3 separate regions of the Homo sapiens genome follow, and regions 2 and 3 are each linked to region 1. The links are chromatin loops, found by intact Hi-C in ENCODE. Cell type or tissue: CD4-positive, alpha-beta T cell. All regions are shown on one strand. Region 1 holds the start of MYO1D (myosin ID). Region 2 holds the start of PSMD11 (proteasome 26S subunit, non-ATPase 11). Region 3 holds the start of C17orf75 (chromosome 17 open reading frame 75).

Region 1 (8,000 bases):
TTTGTTATAAAGCAAGAAATATAAGTTGAAGCTCCTTCTCAGATATCCTAACTCGCAGTAATCCACATCACTCTTTTACTCTTGCCCCATCCAGACACACATCTAGGTCAATTTTTTTTTTTTTTTTTGAGACGGAGTCTCGCTCTGTCACCCAGGCCGGACTGCGGACTGCAGTGGCGCAATCTCGGCTCACTGCAAGCTCCGCTTCCCGGGTTCACGCCATTCTCCTGCCTCAGCCTCCCGAGTAGCTGGGACTACAGGCGCCCGCCACCGCGCCCGGCTAATTTTTTGTATTTTTAGTAGAGACAGGGTTTCACCTTGTTAGCCAGGATGGTCTGGATCTCCTGACCTCATGATCCACCTGCCTCGGCCTCCCAAAGTGCTGGGATTACAGGCGTGAGCCACCGCGCCCGGCCTAGGTCAATTTTTAAAAGTAAAAATGGTAGGAGAAAGTTGCATCAATTGTGGCAGTTGTCTAAAAATCAAGCTTTAGCTCCAAGAGGGAAAAAGAAGGCCAGATTAATAGCAAAACAAGAAGATAATTCTAAAAGGACAATGCCACATAAGCTTTTAAAAAAAAAAGTAACAAGCATTTTTCCCTCTCTACAAAAAAATGTTGTCATGAAGGAATGTACTCTGTACCCAGCATTATGCTAGGTGCTGCTGTTGAGAAAACACAGACCCATGAAGCACCTGCAGCCTTGAGTGCTTGACTATTACATGACTTAAAGGAAGGAAGCAGGCCTTGCAGAAGAGCCAGGTGGGAAGGGAGGACAGGACATTCCAGACTGGGGAGTAAGAGCAGGAACTACAGCTTGGGAGGGCAGGAGTCATGAGGTACAAGCACACATGGGAATTTCACTCACACATCCATATATACCAATGGACCAAACACGCTCAATTTCAGCTATATACAACCAGAAATATGTGCCCAACCACCAATATTCCAGGAGACAAAAACACTTCAACATCACAGAACAGCACCTGGATTACGCAGTGGTGGGTTTCTGGTCACCTTCTGCAAAGTGAAAGGAAAGAGAGGACTGTTTTCTGTCTGGGTCAGAATTTATAGTTTCAGAGGAGGGTAAGGGTGCTACCCTTTGCTGGCACTGTGTTTATGGCTACAGGGAACCAACTATTTTAATGTATAAGTAAGTCATGAACAATCACTGATCTGTACAATGAGAACCACAGCCAGTTCTCAGAGTCATCAAGGACACACAGATGAGATACATACAAATACATATACATCTGTACACCCAGGATTTTGAATGATGTGGAGATTGGGTATAAAGGTAGACCTAAAAACCTGGGCCTTAGCCAATGGCCATATGGAGAGCTGGTGATTCCTCCCACCTCTCCACAACACCAACCCCTTCCCTTCCAAACAACTTAACTTATTCACTGTCACCCAGAGTCAGCTTTCATGCCGCCAACCCCTGCTCATGCTGCTTAATCCACCTGGAATGCTCTCCAGCCACGAGTCCACCTTTACAAATCCTACCCATCCTTTGGAACTCAGCTCAACTCCTCTCTTCCTCTATAAGGTGTTTTGGAGTCAACCTAAGGTATCTCTCTCTCTTCTGAACTTCCAGAACAATTTCTATAATTACTTGACAAATAATCACCTAAGCTTTATAAGGCTTTTATCTTCTCTTTCTTTTCCTTTCTTTTTTTCTTTTCTCTCCTTCCTTCCCTTCCTTCCTCTTTATCTGTCTCTGTCTCTCTCTCTCTCTTTGTGTCTCTGTCTCTCTCTGTTTTCTTTCTTCTTTTTCTTCTAAGAGACAGGGTCGTGCTCTATTACACAGGCTGGAGTACAGTGGTGTGATCATAGCTCACGGCAGCTTTGAACTCCTGGGCTCAAGCAATCCTTCTGTCTCAGCCTCCTGATGTTGTTTTCTTGAACTATTCTTTAAATCAATAGAAAATTCCACCTTTCTCCAGGTCTTCATTGAGATGTCACCTCTTCGAGAGGTAAGCAGCACATCTTGTAGTTCTTTGGATACTCCTAGCTTATCTCCTAGAGTACCTTGCACACAGTAGAATTAAATTGCAGCATTCGGCCGGGCATGGTGGCTCACACCTATAATCCTAGTGCTTTGGGAGGCCAAGATGGGAGGATTGCTTGAGGCCAGGAATTCAAGAACAGTCTGCTCAACATAGCAACTCTAAGGGCCCATCTCTAAAAAATATAAATATAAATATAAATAAATTGCAGCATTCTCTTCTGTACACATAGGAGTTGTTAGGCTCACCTTAGTAATCTATTTTGAGATTCAAACTTCACACTTAAGAGACTTAATGCTTTAAAAAAAAAAGCAGAAATTCTAAGTGCCTTCCCTCAATTTACTTTTTAAAAACCACAAGAGTTTTAATTCTATTACAGAGGAGTAGTCCTACAAACTAATGTAGCCCTGTTAGACTCTATGCCTTCAATTTCAAATTCTGAAAATTCTGCAAAAGCTCTGGCTAAGCCCATGTATTTGCTGGAGGTGAAAGATGGAGGTTAAAATGAAAGGCTTCATATTCAACTGTTACTACATGGTCTTGTATACAGTATGTACATAATAAATGTACCAATGTCTGAAAAACTGAAATGATTATAACTGAGAGTGACAAAATTATAAAGGCATTTCTCAAAGCACACAACTTATTTCCTGTGGGGGAGAGGAGTAGAATCTCTTAATTTAAAACAACCTTAATCTATGAAATTGCTATGTAACTTACCCCTTTATCTATTTTATGTGCACTTGGGAAAACTTAAAACAGTTTTACTAATATGGATTTGCCAGGCACTAATCTTTGAAGTATGTATACACATATTATTAATAATTCATTTAACCCTCAGGACAACCCCAATCCTACAGACGGGAAGACTGAGGCACAGAGAGGTTAAGTAACTTGCTCAAAGATCACAGCAAGAATGCAGTGGAACTAGAATTTGAATCTCAACAGTCTGACTCTTAATCACTATGATAATGGGTATTGGTTATAGCTGATGTAGAGGTATATCATTTTGATTAATATTTGGGGTGATTTCTATAAAAGTTGTACATCCAAACCTTGATCAGAAATGTAACATCCTATCATTATGCTGGTATGTAATCAACCTGATTGACCCCTGTCAACTGGATTGACAGGGGTAGTTAATAATGAAATTAGGGTTAAGCACCCAAGCCTAGATTATGACTTTCACTTTATAAGCTTAAGGAATGATGTTTAGCTATAAACCTTAGAAGAAATGCAGCCAAAGCTTGCAGGGAAACATACACACGCACACCAAAACTCAGCTATTTTGAAATTCCACTTACTTTAATGTTTAAGTCAAACTACTTTAAAACTGTTTACATATTACTCTATCAAGGGTGAAATAATCGCATGTAAAGGGCTTTCTAAAACAAATCCACATCTTGGAAGCCCATTTTGGGGCGTTGAGTTGTGACTACGTTCTCAAGGATGTTAATAACACAAGAGCTCCATCCACTAACTCCTTGAAAAAAACCAAAACCATGAACGTCTTGTCAAATTCAGACAGTTTATCTTGGCACTGGCAAGTACAGCAGTCTCTTCGATGTCTGGAAACGTGTCTAATTACGTTTAGAGAGTAACTAAAAAAATAGCCAGTGTCCCGGAACAGACAGCTCAGGGATCACTCCATAGCATCCTGAATGACAGGATGGAACTACGCCAGGAGGAAAAAAAAAAGAAGGGCGAAGAAAGAAAGAAAAGAAGCAAGTGTAAAGCCGGGATGAGACGCCAGCCTCTCTCCAAAATAATCCTCCAGTCCTCCTAGGGCCTTCGGGGCCACCGCAACTCTCGTTCAAGTTATTTCCCTTCAGTTTCCATGAGGTCACCGGCCCGCCCACATCCCTCACCTGGCGCGGGGAAGCGCGCCCTCCCGCGCGGCACACCCTCTGCACCTAAACCCCGGACAGCGCCCAGGGCTCCCCTCTCAGGGAAGCGCGGCCCTTGAGCTCGACACGCCCCCCGCACCCCAAAGCGGCCGCACCCCAGGGGCGTCCGCTCTCGGGAAAGCGCAGCCGCGGAGCTTGGCAGACCCCCGGACACCGCAGCCCGGCCGCGCCTCCATCCCTGGAGCTTGGGCGCTCCCGACACCCCGGATCCGGCCGCGCCCCGAGGCGCCCCCTCTCGGGAAAGCGCAGCCTCGCGCCCCTGCGCGCGGCCGCTCCGCCCTCACCTGAGCCTGAGGTTGGCCATGAACTCGGGCATGGAGACGGTGTCCATCAGCACGAAGTCTGCCTTGCCGAATTCCAGGCTCTCCTGCTCCGCCATGGCGCCAGCGCGGGGGCTCAGGTGGGCGCGCTCGGGCCTCCGGGGCCGCTCCGTGGGCCCGCGATGAGCTCGGGAGGGGCCGGGGCGAGGCCGCGCCGCGAGGCTACGGGGAGGGGGCGCGCACGCCGCTCGGCGGGTCCGGGCCGGACAGAGGCCGCCTCGCTGCTCCTCGGCGCCTTCTCGGCCGGCGCGGCTCCGAACGGGACGCACCCGACAGTTTCCGCTCCTCCCGCCGCGGCTGCCGGGCGCTGTAGGGGCCGGGACACCGAGACGGAGACGGCAGCGGCTGGTCCCGCCTCCAGCCTGGGGCTCGTCCCGGCTCCGCCCCGCCCGGGCCTCCCGGCTCCGCCCCTCCCGGCCCACTGAGGAGCCCGCCCCAGCCGCGGCCCTGGCCGCCGCCTCTTCACCTGGGCGGCGCGCACGCGCGGGTGGGCGGCGGGGACGCGCGCTGGGCCGGGCGGCGGCAGCTGGGTGGCAGCGCCCCCTGGGGACAGGCGCTGGGATCTCAGGCGGCCAAGAGGATGGCCGCCTGCCGCCCACACTTGGTAGCTGCCAACAAAGTTAGAAAAGTAGTTCGTGGAGCTTTTCGCGAGGACAATTCATTATGATTCTGTCACCCTGCTCCAAAACCCACTCCCGCCTCTCTACTCACACCCTGCCCATTCTTGAAGTGGTGGTTCAAGCACAGACTGAGAGGTAATAATAATGGCTAACATTTTTGGGGCACCAAAAATGCCCAGAGCTGTTCTCAGCGCCTTAGAGAACTTTTAAGAAACTTGCCATACGACTAGGAAGTGGAGCAGCTGCGGTTTCACGCAGGTCATTTGACTTAGGAGCCGCAGCGTTCAACCACGTCTGACTACCTCCATTCTTCAGTGGCCCATTTTCTCTTCCACTCATCCGAGCATGTCATCAGACATTACCTTATATGATTATTAAGTTTTTAATATATCTTTGTATCATCTCTCCAGGATTATTGCGGATGTCTTGAGCATGGGACCATTCTTTTTGCATCCACCAAATAACTATTGTACTACTTTGCATATATAAATATGAAATCCATACTGGTTCAGTGGAATGAAGTGAGTTGTAAGTAGTCTCCAATTTATTGATACATTGGTTGAGCTTGGAAAATTCTTTTTGAACTCAATGTATTTTCCCAAAGAAAATATACTACAAATGACTTTCTTTCTTTTTTTTTTTTTTTTCTTTTTCTGGAGACAAATTCTCCCTCTGTCACCCAGGCTGGAGTGCAGTGGTGCAATCACAGCTCACTGCAACCTCAAACTCCTGGGCTCAAGCAATCCTCCAGCCTCAGCCTCCTGAGCAGCTGGGACTACAGGTGTATGACACCATGCCCAGCTATTTTTTTTAAATAAATGACTTTCTAAGGTATCTACATTTATTCAGTCCTGTGTTTCTGTTAGGACATCTTCTATTACAAAATCTACGAGGAAATCTAGAGGCCTCCAAGGACCTGGCTGGGCTTCAACTCTGGCTGAGTTTGAGATGAGTAAACCAGACTGAAGGACCTTGCCCAAGGCCTGCTTCAGCTGCCAGCCACCCACACTTGCTAAGAGAAAGGAAAGGAGCTTTGTCACCTCCTGAGGGACTGCCTCTGCCATCAGAAAACCACCCCAATCCCTGGCACCAGCAGAGCTGGGTTGCATCTGACTACCGTTAGCAGCTGTCCTTCAGAAGGAGGAGATCCACCTGTCTCGATATCAGTGTCCTCATTTGTGGAATAAAAGCTCTGGAATAAGGTAGGACTGTCCTATGGTTGGGTCATTTGTGGAGGTGTCGGTCAGTGGCTAAGTAGGTTATTGCATAGGGTATGGTTGTATTCCTAATGTTTGTATTGGCATGTTTTAACATAAGCAGAACTGAACTTCAAGAAGGAAAGAAAGAAATCTCAAACTGTATGCACTTTGGAGCATCCAGGGACCACACCCCAAAACCTTTTGGTAAATTATATATGTGTGTTCCCTGAGCTCTGTAGGTGTTAAAAATTAGGGCAAAATCCCAGGTACCAGGAAAAGAAACATCACGGCTTGCAGATGATGAGAGAGTTGCAGAAATTGTACAGTGGTTAGGAGCTATGGTGGGATACAATGTGGTTTCCAAATGGCCAAAGTAAGAGATCCTCATTTTAATCAACATCTTATATAGGAACCCAACATATAAAACACATATACAACATATGCAAAGGGTATTTTATTAATTTCTTGTATAAGTCCAAATTAGTATAAAATTAGGCATTGATGCTCTCATGATGAACCCAAATCTGCTCAATGGGGCTCACTATTAGCCTCAGGATTCCAGTTTACTTTTGTATGTTGTTTTCATTGTACTGTGTCAAGCAAATTCTTGTTTGTATAACTAAGCAGTAATTTGTTACCCATACAACTTTACATTCAGCATTTCTAGGCCAATGTGCAGTTACAACATTATTAATCAATGACACACTTGAGCAAAGTTCAGGTATATGCACAGCCGGCAGGAGAGACTGAATACTCTGGTCTGCATTCAGTCAAGGTAACCTAGAGCAGATTAGCTCATTATGAATGTTCTTTGTGATAAAATTTGAATAGAAACACATTTGGAGATGCATGTTTTTGTTACAGTTTAAAATATACAAAAAATAAAACAAATAAAAGTTTATATCCCCAATCATGAGACACACAGACACCATGAGCCTCCTGATATGGTCTCCTGAAAAAGACACATATCATTTACCTGCTAAAAATACGTAAATGGAATCTAATCATGAAGAAGCATCAAACAAACTCACATTAAGGGGCATCCTACAAAACAATTGACCTGTATTCTTCAAAAATATCAATGATGTGAAAGACAAAGAGGCTGAGGCACATCACTATTAAAGGCAATGGGTGATTCTGGACTGGATCTCCAACCAGAAAAATGTAAAGGACATTGTTGGGATAATTGGTGAAATTCAAATATAGACGCGATGTTAGATAGTAGGATAGTATCAATGCTAGTTTTTCTGAACTTGATCATTTTACTGGGATTCTGCAAGATAATGTCCTTGTTTCTAGCAGGTATCTGCTAAAGTATTTAGGAGTAAAATGATGTCTCGAACTGTTTGGCAAGAATAATAAAAATAATAAGATGAGGAGGTGGAAGGAGGGCGTGCATATATATTGGTAGACATATAAATGATTAAAGCAAATGATGCAAAATACTAACAAGTGGTAAAGTCATTAAAAATATATGGGACTTTTGAGGGGATTTTCTTTTGTACTATCCTCACAACTTTTCTGTAACTTTGCAATTAGTTTGAAATTTATTCATTTATTTTGAGACGGAGTCTTGCTCTGCCGCCCAGGCTGAAGTGCAGTGACACGATCTCGGCTCACTGCAACCTCCGCCTCCCGGGTTCAAGCGAGTCTCCTGCCTCAGCCTCCTGAGTAGCTGGGACTACAGGTGCATGCCACCATGCCCAGCTAATTTTTGTATTTTTAGTAGAAACGGGGTTTCACCATGTTGGTCAGGCTGGTCTCAAGCTCCTGACCTCATGATCTGCCCACCTCAGCCTCCCAAAGTGCTGGGATTAGAGGTGTGAGCCACCACACTCGGCCTGAAATTTAAACTTAAAAATTAAATAGTAATCTAAAACTGTGCTAAATAAAAATTTTTAATTTAAAAATATTAAATAACACTTAGAAATCAAAGTCACATCAGAA
Region 2 (8,000 bases), 430 kb before region 1:
AAAGAAAAGGTCAGCTGAGCAAAGTGTGTAAGGGGCAAAGTGATAAGAGTCGAAGTTGGAGAAGTAGGCAGGCGCCAGATTATGCGACACTTTGTGGACCACAGTAAGGAGGATGCTAACCAGACTCTCACAAGGCCAGAGCATTAGAGATATACAGAGGAGGTACAAAGAATCTCAAAGTGGGGAAGAATGGCATAGTAAGAGGGTGAGTGTGACACTGAGAATGTCACATTTCTGAGAATGACTTTCATTTTAGTAATACTTACATTTAGGGACATTGTTAACCTGTGGATGCAATCAATGACAGGTGACTACTACACAGTAGTTTGTGATCCCTATAATATAGAGTCTCAGTATTATGTAATGAAGATGGCCTCCCAAAGTGCTGGAATTACAGGTGGTGAGCTAGATTTTATTATCCCTGTTTTGTAGATGAGAAAACCAAAGATCAGAGAAATTAAGAAACATGTTAAAGTCATCAGCTACTAAGTGGCTAGCCTAGTTGAAGGCAAATATTGGATTTTCCTTCCTTTGCCCTGGAGATGCCATGGGAAAATCTCATAAATCTCTCTCTCTCTCTCTCTTTTTTTTGAGACAGAGTCCCACTCTGTCACCCAGGCTGGAGTGCAGTGGGGTGATCTTGGCTCACTGCAACCTCCACTTCCTGGGTTCAAGAAATTCTCCTGCCTCAGCCTCCTGACTAGCTGGGATTACAGGCACACACCACCATGCCTGGCTAATTTTTTTGTACTTTCAGTAGAGACGGGGTTTTGCCATGTTGGCCAGGCTGGTCTCAAACTCCTGACCTCGTGATCCGCCCGCCTCAGCCTCCCAAAGTGCTGAGATTACAGGCATGAACCACTGCACCTGGCCCCTAAATCTCTTTTATGCCATTTATAATGATTGAAAGTCCAGTCTAGCCTAAAGCAAAACTTTAATTTCATATCTAACTTAAAGCTTTTCCCCTGTCTCTAAGTCTCAGGCAGTTGAAAATTTGTGTTTGGTCTGCAGTTTCACTCTTTTCATTCTCCACCCTCTCACTCTGCTGTTTCTGGGTTTCCTCCAGGGTGGAGGAGGTTTTGGTGAAAGCAGAGAAGTAGGAGGAATTAAAAGAGGTCAAGGTCTCTTCTCTTACATGACTGATGACGTCAGAGGCAGAGACCCAGGTGCTGGTTCTTTCTCGTTGGGAGCATTTATGTATTCTTGTGTTCTTTGGAGGATCTACCTGTGGATCTCAAGACTCCCATCAGTGACTGCCTCCTGAAGTCCACACTTCCATCAACTTATTTCTGGGTCTCCTTACACTAGCATACGGTCCTACTGAATAGGTTCCTTTAAGAAGGTCCCGGATGATCTACCTTTTCAGCATCCTCTTGGCTCATAAGAACCTTGCCATGTCAAACACAGGGAGTGGAAGCTACCCTATTGTTGCCTTTTCTCCCTGTCCTATTGTAGAGTGTGCCAGCCAGCTTCCCTAATTCAGAATTCTGCAGGCTAGAAGTGGGTGCCCATCTTCATGAATGTGCACACATGCCAAACTCCTCAAGAGACATGTCTAGTTCATCTCAAAACTTTCACCATGATGATCACACAGGGATGGGCTCATAAGTTTCCACAGTCAGCAAGACTCACTAGCTTGGGAGAAAGATCTGGCAGACACTCCTAGTCTTTTACAGTGGGGGTCCCCAACCCTGGGCCAAGGACCACTACTGGTCAGTGGCCTGTTAGGAATCAGGCCTCACAGCAGGAGGTGAGCGGCTGGGGAGCCAGCATTACTGCCTGAGCTCCGCCCCCTGTCAGATCAGCTGCAGCATTATATTCTCATAGGAGGCAAACCCTATTGTGAACTGAGCATGCCAGGGATTTAGGTTGCCTGCTCCTTATGAGAATCTAATGCCTGATGATCTGAGGTGGAACGGTTTCATCCCAAAACCATCCCCCCTCCTCACATCCGTGGAAAAATTGTCTTCCACAAAACTGGTCCCTGGTGCCAAAAATGTTGGGGTCCACTGTTTTATGGTACTCCCTCTTTGTAGTGAGGCCAGCACTCTATCCTCTCCTATGATTTCTTCTAAAGCCTCCCACCTCAGCCTCCCAAGTAGCTGAGACTACAGGCGTGCGCCACCATGCCCGGATAATTTTTGTATTTTTAGTAGAGTCGGGGGTCTATGTTGCCCAGGCTAGTCTCAAACTCCTGGGCTCAAGCGATATGCCCACCTCGCCCTCCCAAAGTGCTGGGATTACAGGCATGAGCCACCGCGCCTTGCTAGAAGCCATTTAATCCAACTCTCCATCAAAGTCATGAATCCTGTTTACAACAACCTGATGAGATGTCAACTACTTTTCACGTGAACACACCCAGGAATTAGGAAGGCATTCCCTAACCGGCAGCTCTTATCTCTCCCAATCACGATTTGAGCTTCACCAAATAACTCAAACCCCTGTTTCCTCACATATTAAAGGGGAGTAAATATCTGCTTTACAGAACATTGTTGGGAGAATAAAAGGAGATAGAGGAATATAAATGGCCTAATCCACTTACAGAGGAGGGTGTGCAATGTTAGTCCCCTTTTTGCCTCCTTTTATGGGACAGCACATTCCATTTTTGGATCGTCATCACCTAGAGAAAGGTCTTCCTTAATACTGAATTGTCTTTGTATCCTTTTAGCACCTTTCTTAAGTTTAACCCTAAGTGGTCTCATAGAATGTCATTTTTCCGTCCACACGACGTCTTCACTGATATCTGTGACTTTAGTTGAAGGGGCTGAAGATATTGGGAAGAATAATTCAATTTTTTCCTTCCTCCGTCCCTCCCTCCCTCCCTTCCTTCCTTCCTTTTTTTTTTTTTTTCTTTGAGCTGGGGAGCTGGGTGAGGCTTCTGTGGATTCCCAAGAGGTATTTGTGGCGTGAATGGAGCAAAGGTGATGTTTCACTTCATCACGTCCAGCACTGTCCCAAGGTTAAATGGGCGCGTGAGGACAGTTTTCTCCGGTCCTGGCGGGTTTGCCCACCTGCCGGCCAGCGTTCTGCGGGAGTCAAGCCTGGAAAGCGTGTGTGCGGCGCACAGGCGTCAGACACTGGAACGCATTCGAATGGTGCTATTCTTTGCCACATAGCGAGCACTTTATAAGGTCACTTATCGTCCCGAATGAATGGTTAAATCGTGGAAGCCGCAAAGAAAGCCACGCAGCTTTGACTCAATACCTAGCCCAGTACTCAGGAACCCCTCTCAGGGGTGCGCGAGCGGGGCCGGAATCAAGAAGCCTCTTTTGGGGTGGGCGGGGACCGATCTAGAGCTCCCACTGCGGGGCACCGCCTCTTTTCCTCGCCGGCCGCCCGCTAGGAGGCGCTGGGGAGCTTGCAGCCCACCTGCGAGGCGGTCCCGCTCTCCCCACCCCTCAGCCCGCGCCCGGCGGAGAGACTACAACTCCCGGAGTGCTCTGGGAACGGAGCCACGGGAGCTACAGGCGGAGGGACCCGAGGGCGGGCTTTCCGGGTGTGTGTTTCCGGCGTCGGCGGCCGCGGCCGGGGACGGTGTGAGAGCGGTAAGATGGCGGCGGCGGCGGTGGTGGAGTTCCAGAGAGCCCAGTCTCTACTCAGCACCGACCGGGAGGCCTCCATCGACATCCTCCACTCCATCGGTAAAGGTCGCCGCGCCGCCTCCCCGGCCCCGCCGGCCCAGCTCGGCTTATGTCGGTCGGCGGCAGCGGAGAGGGGCCCGGCTAGCCGGCTCTGATGCTGCTGACTCACTGTGTGAGGGGGGCCGGGCCGGGGGCGCAGGCCGCTCGGAGCTCCCCAGAGCCTCCCAGGTCTCACTCTTGTGGGAGGGCTTGAGGCAATCCCCGGGTCCCCTCGCCGGCTGCTGACTCACGGGGGGCTCAGCGTAGGGTGGGAGAGTGGGCCGAGCCGGGCCCCCGGGGATCCCTCCCTAGCCATGTCCCCGGCTCTGGCCCGCACGAGCTGGTCTGGGACCCGGAGCAGTGCCGGCCGGCGTGCTTGTCACGGACTGGTCCTAGAGTCTCTACTTGAAAGGCCTTGGCGAAACCAGCTCTGGACAGGCATTTCCCGCCGTTGTAATCAGCACAGCCTGCTCCGGGTGGGAGCGCGAGCGCTTGCTCTTCTCTGGGAGTTTCCTTCCACGGGACGCTGGGAGCTGCTACTCCTCAGCCCCACGGCAGAAAGCTCCACTAAGAGGAGGGTCTCTTTCAGAATGTGGGAAATTCAGGGGTGACACACACCTCAGATTGGCATTTGGTTTGTGGAGGTGGCCGAGACGCTCATCTGCTCTGTGTAGGGTGTAAGAGTGAGGTGTTGGAGCGGGACCGCCTGGCTAGAGGAGGTGACTAATCTTTCCAGACTGCCTGTAGGGGTTGGAAGTGAGTTAAGGGAGTTAGTTGTCAGCCGCGGAGTTCAGGGAATTCTTTGGAACGGGTCGGCTGCATGTTGCCGGAAAAATTAAAATTTCTTAACGCTGTAATAACGATGGTCTTACACCTACACACAACAGGAAAACTGAAATGGGAATCCCAGCCAGTCGCTTCCGGCAGCTTTCTGTTGGGATTCAAGTGTGAACAGAAATTTATTACGACAGAAGAAGACGTTAATGTTCACTCATAAAGGATTCAATTAGGGCTTGGACTAGCTCTTCACTGCACATGTAATGGCATCTTTGTAGTGTAGTTTGGGAAGATCTGAATTGGCTCAACAAGTAGTATGAGAATGCACCTGTATGTGGGACTTGCAAGATGTTGGCATTTGACTTAGTGTGTTGAATTTTGGTATTCCAGACCTGCACGGAGAAAGGACAATGACAAGATCTTGATACTTTATCATTGGGGATACTAGAGAAGGAGAGGAAGTGGGCGTCAAGGTGTATCTTTGAATGATATTGGTAAAAGGTGTTTCATTTTAAAAGTTCTGATCTTAGGTCAGTTACTTCTACGGAACCAGAGTCATCTCAATCACCGTTACATGGATATTTTATTCTGAGTACACACTATTATTTAGAACTAATGTGAGGAGCATGAATTTTAATAGTCTGTGTCTAGTGTCTAATATTTTTTCTTTCATAAAGTAGAAATTACGTCAAATATTACAATTAGAGTATTTCCTGTTGGCCCACTATTCTAGGGGAGAGTTCCCTGAAAGCTTCACTGTTAGAGCAAGCTTGAGTCATGGTGGTTGACGGCCTTACTTTTTCTGGACTCCATCATGGTTTTTGTCAAGTCATGATGCTTTGTAAGAGTAGTAGTAACTAGTGATGATCACTACAAACTTGGAGAGGCTATTCCATGTTTGAATGTTAAAATAGTTATTAACTGTTGAAAATAGGACAGATAGCACAAAGTTATTTTAACAGACCTCAATGCATTAAAAAGCAGCAGTCTCCCCTAAGTGTAGCTGTGCAGGATCTGGGGCTTTGATAGAGTTGTTTTTCTTGAATGGCTTTATAGACCTGCTTATCCCTAACACACCCATCAGCTGAGGCTTTGCACAGACCTAAAGTTTATTGAAACGCTTTTGACTTACAGGCATCAGTAACTTGGTCAATTGATTTTAGTTTGTGGCATAAACGCACAGGCATGTTTAATATCTTCCCATAAAATAGTGACTGGAACAGATCTTGGCACCATAAGTATGAAGGATTTGTTTTGTTTTAATTTCACTTTAACCAAGTGACCACAACAGAAACTTAGTGTATGTAGGTAAGCAAAATTCTGCTGGGTAGAATGAAAAGGCACATTTAAAATCAAAGAGAAGAATCCTTTTTTTATGATTTACATGGAGCATATTCTACGTATATATGATCTTTTTTTTTTCCTGGCTTAGAGTTTTTTTTTTTTTTTTAACTCTAGAATTTGTCTTTTGGTAAATATGTTTGAGTTTGTAATGGATCTTATGAGGGTGAAATTTCCCTCAGTCTTCATTTTTTGGTCAGAATTTTAAGAGGGTTTGCATTTTCCTCTCCCAGTGAAGCGTGACATTCAGGAAAACGATGAAGAGGCAGTGCAAGTCAAAGAGCAGAGCATCCTGGAACTGGGATCTCTCCTGGCAAAGACTGGACAAGCTGCAGGTAAGTGCTACACATGGATTGTATCTGAAATGCTCAGTGAAATTCCTGTCTTTTGTTGGAGTGAAGAATCATGGGACTGATCCACAAACTGAATTCAGCTTTATTTTCTTGGCAACTTGTTGAGCTTCAGTTTTTTAGCAGGCAATTAAGTGGCCTTTAAACTCACTTCTTTCCTGGTAGTTTAGTTTTGCAAATGAGAGACAATCTTATTTTTGTTGGGATATAGTGATTTCTGATTTGTTTCTGGTTTTTGAATTCTCACTGTATTCCCTTACATAGAGGCAGCAACAGTCTTCAATAATTTCACTGAGCAACTCTGATGTATTTAAGATAGATAACAACTTTAAGCGCCTGATTTAAAAATGACAAAGGATTTTGTATCCAAGTGACTCACTGTCATTTTTTTTTGATAGATTCAGAATGAGAATGAATAAGACATTAAATGGAGCCTTCCCAAGACTTCTGCATTCATACCTAGGACTTTGTGCACATCATTGCTCAAACATTCTAGTTGTAATTGAACCATTGACTGATTAGATTTGACATAATATTCTGATGATGGGTGTGTCCTTGGAATGAGAAGGGAGTCCTTTTGATCAGGAAGGACCTTTTACCAGTAAAGTGGTAATAGTATTTAGAGAGAAGTCTGTTTAAACTTAAATGGGTGATTTTTGTCAAGTTTAAAGTGAATTTAGAGCTTATTTGATTAGATTGGATTAAGATCTGGTAAGTGACCTCATGAATTATTTTCCCTAAAATTATGTTGTTCAAGAGAATGATGGGGGTTAGTTAGCACAACTTCTTCAACTTGAGAACTAAAGATTTTTTTTTTCTTTTTCTTTTTTTTTTTTTGAGACGGGGTCTTGCTGTGTCACCCGGGTTGGAGTGCAGTGGTGCGATCTTGGCTCACTGCAACCTCCGCCTCCTGGGTTCAAGCGATTCTCCTTCCTCAGCCTCCGGAATAGCTGGAATTACAGGCACGCGCCACCAAGCCTGGCTAATTTTTGTATTTTTAATAGAGACGAGGTTTCACTGTGTTGATCAGGCTGGTCTTGAACTCCTGACCTCATGGTCCACCCACCTCGGCCTCCGAAAGTGCTGGGATTCCAGGTGTGAGCCATTGTGCCCGGCCAGTGATTTTTTTCAATTAAAGATAACTAACTTATTAATTATTAGGCTCAGTCTATAGAGCTGAATAAAGATGTATGAAATTGTGAGGATGTGTTTACATGGGCCTTATATCTTACTTAAAACATCATTAAGTAGCTATAAAAAGAACCATCCATAATGGTTTTTGAGTGCTATGAACTTTTTTTTTTTTAATTATTATTATTTTTGAGACAGAGTTTTGCTCTTGTTGCCCAGGCTGGAGTGCAAATGGTGCGATCTCGGCTCACTGCAACCTCTGCCTCCCAGGTTCAAGCGATTCTACTATCTCAGCCTCCCGAGTAGCTGGGATTGCCAGCATGCGCCACTATGCCCGGCTAATTTTGTATTTTTTTTTTTAGTAGAGGCGAGGTTTCACCATGTTGGTCAGGCTGGTCTTGAACTCCTGACCTCAGGTGATCTACCTGCCTTGGCCTCCCAAAATGATGGGATTACAGGTGTGAGCCACTGCACCTGGCCAAGTGGTTACTCTTCTAAACACATACATGGTTTAACTTAATTGAATCCTCGAAACAACTTGAAGTAGGTTTTGTTACCATTTTACACATGAGGATACTGAGCACAGAAAAGTTAAATAACTTAACAAAGCTCATTCAACTAATAACTGGTAGACCTAGGATTTGAGCTCATGTAGTCTTACTTCAGAGCCCATATAGCCACATGACATCATGGTTATTGCTTTCCTATAACTGTCTACTTAAATGAATTATCATTGGTGGGTGGTGTCTTTTCATCTTAGGCTGACTTCCTTCCTATTTAA
Region 3 (8,000 bases), 530 kb before region 1:
GTCGCTCAGGCTGGAGTGCAGTGGTGCAATCTCGGCTCACTGAAACCTCTGCCTCCCGGGTTCAAGCGATTCTCCTGCCTCAGCCTCCCAAGTAGCTGGGACTACAGGTGCCTGCCACCATGCCTGGCTAAGTTTTAGTAGAGATGAAGTTTCATCATATTGACCAGGCTGGTCTCTGACCTTGTGATCTGCCCACCTCGGCCTCCCAAAGTGCTGGGATTACAGGCGTGAGCCACTGAGCCTGGCCCCATTTCAGTCTTTAAAAACCATTAAGTCAGTCACCTTACCTCACAATTCATGTTATTTTTCAGCCCTTGAATGTACTTGTCCAATTCAAGCCTGAAAGTATGTTCTTAAGGAAGCAATAAAGGATGAATAATGAAGACAGTATTTCATCTCTCAACAAGAAATATAAAATCTCTCAAATAATGTGAGCTGCAAATGCAAACAAGCCAAGGCAAAATGGCCACATGAAGGTATGAAATTCAACTAAATACACGAGGAGTAGAAAAGCTTTTTGGAGGTTGGTAGTAATATTCTTCCACCTGCCTTCCCATGTTTTCCTTCCTGATGTTCTCAAAAACCAAAGAAAGGATATAGCTCAAGTCCTTTTTCAGACCCTCCTAAAAAACAGACCACATATTCTGAAGGGTTACGTTCAGAGTCTATCGTTACTGTTTCAGGAAGCAGTTTTTCATTTTGGAAAAGGCAGTAATAACAACCAACTCGGTAACCTGGAATTCTAGAAAAGAAAGAAAATGTAAAATGCATTATTTTGGTTACTCATGCATCTATAATTTTGTGGACTGCTCTGAATTCTGGTCATCTTGATCTGGCAACACCATTAAACTGCCCACTAACTCAGAGCTTCCCAGACTTCTCGTTGGTGTACTTGCAGCAGCAAAGAAAAATGAATGTATACCCTGGAGGGCTTTAGTTAAAGCAGCCACTAACATACATGAAATTTCTTTGAATTCTCCTGTCTTATGTGAAAAATTCACACAAATTTCACTCTAGTTCATACCCATGTTTATATTAAAAAAAAGTATGTTCTCCCCTCTCCCAAAGCTTCACAAATTGATGTTTAAGGCAGATGTGCCTGAAGGTGGCCTTATCCTTGGGAAGTGGCCTCAAACTCCTGAGGACCTGTATGCTAACTTCACGGTCTGAGTTGAACTAGAATAAAGAGGTGTAATGGAGGCCGGGCACAGTGGCTCACACCTGTAATCCCAGCACTTTGGGAGGCCAAGGCGGGTGAATCACCTGAGGTCAGGAGTTCGAGACCAGCCTGGCCAACATGGTGAAACCCCATCTCTACTAAAAATACAAAAATTAGCCGGGTATGGTGGTGCATGCCTGTAATCCCAGCTATTCGGGAGGCTGAGGCAGGAGAATTGCTTGAACCAGGGAGGCGGAGGTTGCAGTAAGCCAAGATCATGCTACTGTACTCCAGTCTGGGCAACAGAGTGAGACTCTGTCTTAAAAAAAACAAAACAAAACAAAAAAGGAGAGGTGTAATGGAAAGACAGTTGGAATTGGACTAAGAATGCTCATGTTTAAGCCTGAACTCCATCAATTTGACCAGCCTCATGACTTAAGTTTACATAAACTCTGAGTTTATTTCCTCATCTGAAAATGAAAATAAGAGAGTATCTGCTATATTTCCCCTTTGTAAGGAAAACTACATAAAAGTTTGTGAAAATACAAACTGTATACAAATTTAGTTTTAATAATCAACACTTTTCTTCTTCTAAGTACAAAACTTATTAGCCTGGGCAACATGGTAGGACCCCATTTCTAAAAAAAAAAAAAAAAAAAAATTAAAAAAATTGCTGGGCATCGTAGTGCCTGCCTGCAGTCCCAGCTACTTGGGAGGCTGAGGTGAGAGGATTGATTAAGCCCAGGAGGTCAAGGCTGCAGTGAGCTGTAATCGGGCCGCTGCACTCCAGCCTGGGCAACAAAGCAAGACCCTGTCTCAAAAAAAAATAAACTAATTAAATAAAGTGCAATTGGGTGCCAGGGTCTCTGCCATTCAATTAATTCCATTCCACAAATGTTTATGTGTGAGGCCCAGTGCTCGGGCTGCCAGAGAATAAAGACAAATTCTGCAGGTCTAGTAGGAGCTGATCTTTTGGAGTTTCTCATCACTTCTCATATTTAGTTCAGAAATAAAAACTCAGGACACAGCACATTTTGCACTTACTTTAGCTCCACAGATGCAACATTACCCAGCCCTTCAAAGACTGCACCTCTTGAAAGACGCTTAGCAATGAAACTGCGCAGCTCTGGCTCCACTTCGGATGGTAGATTAGTATCTGCCAAGGAGAGGCTTGACAAATGAAAGACACACATTCTTTACCAGTGGACTAGGGTATTCACACCCATTAAGTCAGACAGAATGGTACCAACGCCAGGGGCTCTTTTAAGGACTGGGGAAAGCTGTCCTTATGACCCCTATTGGTGAGGCTTCTAGGAATGTATGTCACTAAGTATGATCTACCTCATCAAATAGCTTAAAATATTCCTATCTTTCCAGCTCATTCTCTCCAGTACTGTGACTCCACTGGAACCCCCAATCCACTGACCCTACCTCTTTTTCAGTCTCTCAAGTTTCTCATCTCACTTCCCTCCTTATTCTGCCTTAATTCCATGGTCAGTCATTATAATCACACCCCTGCACACATTCTTATCTTTTTTATCTTTCAACTTTATTGAGGTATAATTGATGATTTAAAAATTTCAGGGCTGGGGCCGGGAGCAGTGGCTCACGCCTGTAATCTCAGCACTTTGGGAGGCCGAGGCAGGTGGACCACAAGGTCAAGAGATAGAGATCATCCTGGCTAACACAGTGAAACCCCGTCTCTACTAAAAAAAAATACAAAAAAATTAGCCGGGCGTGGTGGTGGGTGCCTGTAGTCCTAGCTACTCGGGAGGCTGAGGCAGGAGAATGGCGTGAACCCGGGAGGCAGAGCTTGCAGTGAGCTGAGATCGCACCACTGCACTCCAGACTGGGCAACAGAGGGAGACTCTGTCTCAAAAAAAAAAAAAAATTTTTCAGGGCTGGGCAAGGTGGCTCATGCCTGTAATCCCAACACTTTGCGAGGCAGAAGTGGGCGGATCACTTGAGTCCAGGAGTTCAAGACCAGCCTGGGCAACATGGTGAAACCCCATCTCTACCAGAAATACAAAAATTAGCCAGGCGTGGTGGTCAGTAGTCCCAGCTACTGGGGAGGCTGAGGTGAGAGGATCACCTGAGGCCGGGGAGGTTGACGCTGCAGCGAGCCAAAGTCATGCCACTGCACTCCAGCCTGGGCAGCAGAGCAAGACCCTGTCTCAATTTAAAAGGAAAAAGAAAAAAAAAGGATTTCTTTTTGGCTAATCACCAAGCACACTATCAGTATGTGGATTTGTTTGCCCCAGCCTTGAATGAACCAGCCAATGAGGAAATCAGGATGAGGTTCCTAGGGGATAGGAGGAATTGACGGTTTGACTCAGGGAAAGCTCAGTGGAAATAGAGTATCCACTGACATGTACAGGCCAGAGATGCAGGGAAGATGAAAGCACATGCATGAATTATGCTGAAGCTCTTTTTACCTGAAATCATCACCAGAGGGAGTTTCTGCATTTGTGCCACTTGGGCTTCCGTCCTCACTGTCCCCTCGTTGCTGTGCCAATCTACAAGCCACAAAACCAATAGTGCTATCAATTATGGGCTCTAAACCAAGAGGAGTATGGGGGCCTGGCAAGCAGGGTAAGGCAAGGAGTCAACTAAAAATGCTGCAAGGTGGAAGTGCACTGCCTATCCTCATGACAAGGAAAACCCATACAGCAGTGCTGACAAGAGCCCCTTCTCTCTCCAGGCCACTTAACGGGTGGAGGAAAGGCTAAATACCCAGAAGGTTCAAGGAAACTCCTTTAAAAACCAAACTTGACAAGGCCAAGAAGGTTCCAGGAAAGTCAGAAGGAGGAAAAAGAGGAATCAAGAACAGAGGAAAACCAGAGGGTGGGGATGGGGGTGTGTGTGACAGAAATGGGAGAAGTGGGGAGATAATGACAGAAAGGAGAGGGGACGGGAACTGAAATTATTGAGCATGCGGGGCACTGCGCTAAACAAAGGGCAGCCGCGAGAGTAAGAGGCTGGGATGATATAGGGGCAGATGAAGGGCACAGGCATGGTTGGGCCAGGCATACAAGTCCACGACGGGGGCCAGGAAGAGCAGCGGGAGGCGAGGAGCGCCCTTCAGGCCAGAGACCTTGGCTGGGAGAGGAGAAGATGGCTTTTAGGAGCGGCCGGGCCGCTGGGCCGGGGGTGGGGTGCAAGGCCGGGCGGCGGGCCGGGGGCGGGGCCGCAGGGGCGGGCGGGCTGGCAGGCCGAGCTGGGCGCCAGCACCTGCTTCCGCGATAGCTGTAAAGACAGTAGTGGCTGCTGGACGGCGGCTCGAGTCTCCGCTCCTCGGCTGAGCCTCCCTCTTCGCTGCTCTCTAGTTCCTTTTCATCTCCATCCATCGACTCCTGCAAAGAGGGGAGCATTGCGGCGGCCTCTGAGCGGCCCTGTGTCTCCGCCAAACCGCTCCCCTGCTCCCGTGCAGCCGTCGGTATCAGGGCTCGTCCGGCTCCCGGCCCTCGCACACCTGCGTTCCGCTGGTTTCCCCGGGTTCGCAGGCAAGGACTGGCCTGGAAAGGGAGTCTCTTCTCCCCACAGGGGCTGACAGGCGTACTGAGTTCGCCTTTACTGACAAGCTTTTACCATTTATTTTGAACTTATTTTCCTTTGAGACATCTGGGAAACTTTCTATGTGATAAAGGTGGCACAACTACCTAGCCACATGGAAAAGAATAAGGCTACTCGTCTGCCTCCTTGCGCGCGTGCCAGCACGCACAGACACCCGTTTGATCAAAAAGTTAAGAATTTAAAATGAATTTTGTTAAAGTGAAAATATGGGATAATTTTGTTAATTCTTGAAGAGGGTCTTTCCAAACATAACAAAACACTTAGAAGTCATACAGGAAAACGTTTAAAAAAATGACTACGTAAAAACTAAAAGGCCGGGCACGGTGGCTCACGCCTGTAATTCCAGTGCTTTGGGAGACCGACGCAGGCGGATCACTTGAGGTCAGAAGTTCAAGACCAGCCTGGGCAACATGGTGAAACTGTGTCTCTACTAAAAGTACAAAAAAATTAGCCACGTGTGGTGGTTCACGCCTGTAATGCCAGCTACCCTTCCAGTCTCTGCCCATTACCCAGTTCTAACACCAATTCACATTTTCAGGTGTTTGTTTCTGCAACACCCCATTCTCTGGTACCAGTTTTCTGTCTCAGTCCATTTTATGATGCTATAAAAGGATACCAAAGACTGGGCAATTTATAATTAGCTCTTAAAGGCCCCACTTCTTAATAGTCTTACAATGGCAATTACATTTCAACATGAATTTGGGAGTGGACAAACACTCAAACCATAGCGCCACGTGAAGGAGGAGGCAGACTGGAGTGATGTATCTACAAACCAAGGAATGTCAAGGATTGATGGTCATCACCAGAAGCTAGGAGAGGACATGGAACAGATTCTCCCCTAGAGGCTTCAAGAGAGTATGTCCCCACCAGCACCTCCATGTCAACTTCCAGCCTCCAGAACTGTGAAATAATACATTTCCATTGTTTTAAGCCACCGTGTGTGTGTGCATGCGTGTGTTTTGTGTTTTTTTTTTTTATTTTTAGTAGTGCAAACTTTATTCATAAATAAAACTTCATAAAGTTAAAAGCAGGGGCAGTTCCTATTTTTAAAAAGGAATAGTGGAAGGCAACCTGCCATTTCATTTAAAATTACAAGTTAGGTTTTTCAGATGGATAACAGTTGAGATCGTTAAATCCCCTTCCTGCTTCTCAGATTTTCACAAAATAGCACATTAAATCCTCAGTCCTAAGCAATTATGGCAGAGATTCCAAATTGCCTCTCCATATCAAAGTGGATAGCACAGTTTCTTCTCTTGCAATAAAGGTACTCATTTGATGAACAAGTGAGTATAGCAGTCAGATTCTTAAAAGATTGTATTGCAGAAGTTACTGCCATGTCTTCATTCGCAATGGGTATCCTCACCTCTATCTCCCATTCAGTAACATTGTCAGTTTCCTTATCTCTCATTTCAACTACATTTAAAAGAGGATTCTGATTGCGGACAACACATGACAGAGGCATTTCAGATCGGCAGTAGTCTCTTGAGATATACTTGATTTTAGTTTTAAGCAGAAGAACTTCCTGGAGAGGTTGAGTTACCACAGTCATGAGGATGGTAGAAAAACTCATAGTAGATATTTGGCAAAACTAGGTTACAAGGCAGCCATCTCCTAGAAACACTTCATCGGGGTTCATATACAAATTGTGAAATATCGTGGGTTTAATCCTGGCACAGAACCAAAACTGGGTGCATTGTACTTGAATAGCCGACCAGTCCCCAGCACAGGTCCATATCAAGGAATTGAGAAAAAAGAGCCCATTTAACCGCAAAATGGTCTTCATTTGCCCAGACTGAAAGCCAAATCTCACTCAGGAAACAGCTGTATTTTTATTTTTTATAGAGACAGTGTATCACTTTGTTGCTCAGGCTGGTCTTGAACTCCTGGGCTCAAGTGATCCTTCTGCCCCATCCTCCCGAAGTGCTGACATTACAGGTGTGAGCCACCATGCCCAGGTGGTACGTGTTATAGCAGCCATAAGAAACTAATACAGTGGCTGGGTGTGGTGGCTCACGCCTGTAATCCCAGCACTTTGGGAGGCCGAGGCAGGCGGATCACAAGGTCAGGAGATCGAGACCATCCTGGCTAATACGGTGAAACCCCATCTCTACTAAAAATACAAAAAATTAGCCCAGTGAGGTGGTGGGCACCTGTAGTCCCAGCTAGTTGGGAGGCTGAGGCAGGAGAATGGCATGAACCTGGGAGGCAGAGTGCACTCCAGCCTGGGCCATAGAGCCAGACTCTGTCTCAAAAAAAAAAAAAAAAAGAAAGAAAGAAACTAATACGGCCGGGCGTGGTGACTCACACCTGTAATCCCAGCACTTTGGGAGGCCGAGGTGGGTGGATCACTAGGTCAGGAGTTTGAAGCCAGCCTGGCCAATATGGTGAAATCCCATCTCTACTGAAAATACAAAAGTTAGCCTGGCATGGTGGCACACACCTGTAGTCACAGCTACTCAGGAGGCTGAGGCAGAAGACTCACTTGAACCCGGGAGGCAGAGGTTGCAGTGAGCCGAAATCATGCCACTGCACTCCAGCCTGGGTGACAGAGTGAGACTCTGTCTCAAAAAAAAATAAATAAAAATAAAAAAAGAAAGAAAGGAAGTAATAGAGTCCCCCCCAACAACCCTTTCTTCTATTCTTATCTGGATTTCTTCACATTCTTCCCTGTTAATCCCATTTTTTCTAGATTATGGTTTATTCTCTTGATTTGCTCAAGTACTGCCTCCAATATTAGCCAAGAAAGGGTATATATAAAATAATTTTTAAGCTCTTGCATGTCTGAAAATATATCCTCACGTCTTTATTGTATTTTCACATTTGATTGGATATTCCTTAGAAATAGAATTTTAGGGGCCAGGCATGGTGGCACACACCTGTAATCCCAGCACTTTGGGAGGCTGAGGCAGGCGGATCACAAGGTCAGGAGTTCGAGACCAGCCTGGCCAACATGGTGAAACCCCGTCTCTATTAAAAACACAAAAATTAGCCAGGCCTGGTGGTGCACGCCTGTGATCCCAGCTACTCAGAAGGCTGAGGCAGAAGAATCACTTGAACCTGGGAGGCAGAGGTTGCAGTGAGCCAAGATCATGCCACTGCTCTCCAGCCTGGGCAACAGAGTAAGACTCCATCTCAGGGGGGAAAAAAGAAATAGAATTTTAGATTGATATGATTGGACATCGAATTCTAGGTTGAAAAGAATTCCCCTGGCCGGGCGCGGTGGCTCACACCTGTAATCCCAGCACTTTGGAAGGCTGAGGCAGGCAGA

What was found. Hi-C counts contacts between places; a loop is a spot of excess contacts. Peaks named below come from ENCODE experiments on the same cell type or tissue, not always from the same donor. Only the 100,000 strongest peaks of a DNase experiment are listed, where the experiment ranks them.
Region 2: it touches region 1 in a loop (6-fold over the local background); 8 of 110 quality-filtered maps call a loop at or near these places.
Region 3: it touches region 1 in a loop (7-fold over the local background); 6 of 110 quality-filtered maps call a loop at or near these places.

Annotation. Positions count from the first base shown.
Region 1 is chr17:32,872,580-32,880,579 of GRCh38, forward strand. It overlaps MYO1D (myosin ID), which reads right to left and starts at 4,545. Exons shown (of 22, transcript NM_015194.3): 1 at 4,199-4,545. The coding sequence starts at 4,293. It overlaps MYO1D-DT (MYO1D divergent transcript), which reads left to right and starts at 4,276. Exons shown (of 4, transcript NR_184086.1): 1 at 4,276-4,314; 2 at 5,265-5,382; 3 at 5,721-6,056. RefSeq lists silencers at 3,881-4,870, 4,077-4,264. In CD4-positive, alpha-beta T cell, CTCF peaks have their summits at 4,060, 4,893 and 5,094; DNase peaks (open chromatin) are centred at 3,902, 4,142, 4,682 and 5,102; H3K4me3 peaks cover 1,640 bases; H3K27ac peaks cover 619 bases.
Region 2 is chr17:32,440,974-32,448,973 of GRCh38, forward strand. It overlaps PSMD11 (proteasome 26S subunit, non-ATPase 11), which reads left to right and starts at 3,537. Exons shown (of 14, transcript NM_002815.4): 1 at 3,537-3,641; 2 at 5,972-6,073. The coding sequence starts at 3,551. RefSeq lists a silencer at 3,257-3,426 and enhancers at 3,318-3,933, 3,547-3,626. In CD4-positive, alpha-beta T cell, CTCF peaks have their summits at 3,319 (motif pointing right) and 3,518; DNase peaks (open chromatin) are centred at 3,418, 4,198 and 5,178; H3K4me3 peaks cover 2,267 bases; H3K27ac peaks cover 700 bases.
Region 3 is chr17:32,337,610-32,345,609 of GRCh38, forward strand. C17orf75 (chromosome 17 open reading frame 75) reads right to left here and starts at 4,564. Exons shown (of 10, transcript NM_022344.4): 1 at 4,391-4,564; 2 at 3,595-3,675; 3 at 2,204-2,329; 4 at 599-742; 5 at 288-345. The coding sequence starts at 4,530. It also overlaps the pseudogene OOSP1P2. RefSeq lists silencers at 3,594-3,776, 4,271-4,350 and an enhancer at 4,245-5,131. In CD4-positive, alpha-beta T cell, CTCF peaks have their summits at 3,588 and 3,795; DNase peaks (open chromatin) are centred at 3,642 and 4,582; H3K4me3 peaks cover 1,446 bases; H3K27ac peaks cover 1,486 bases.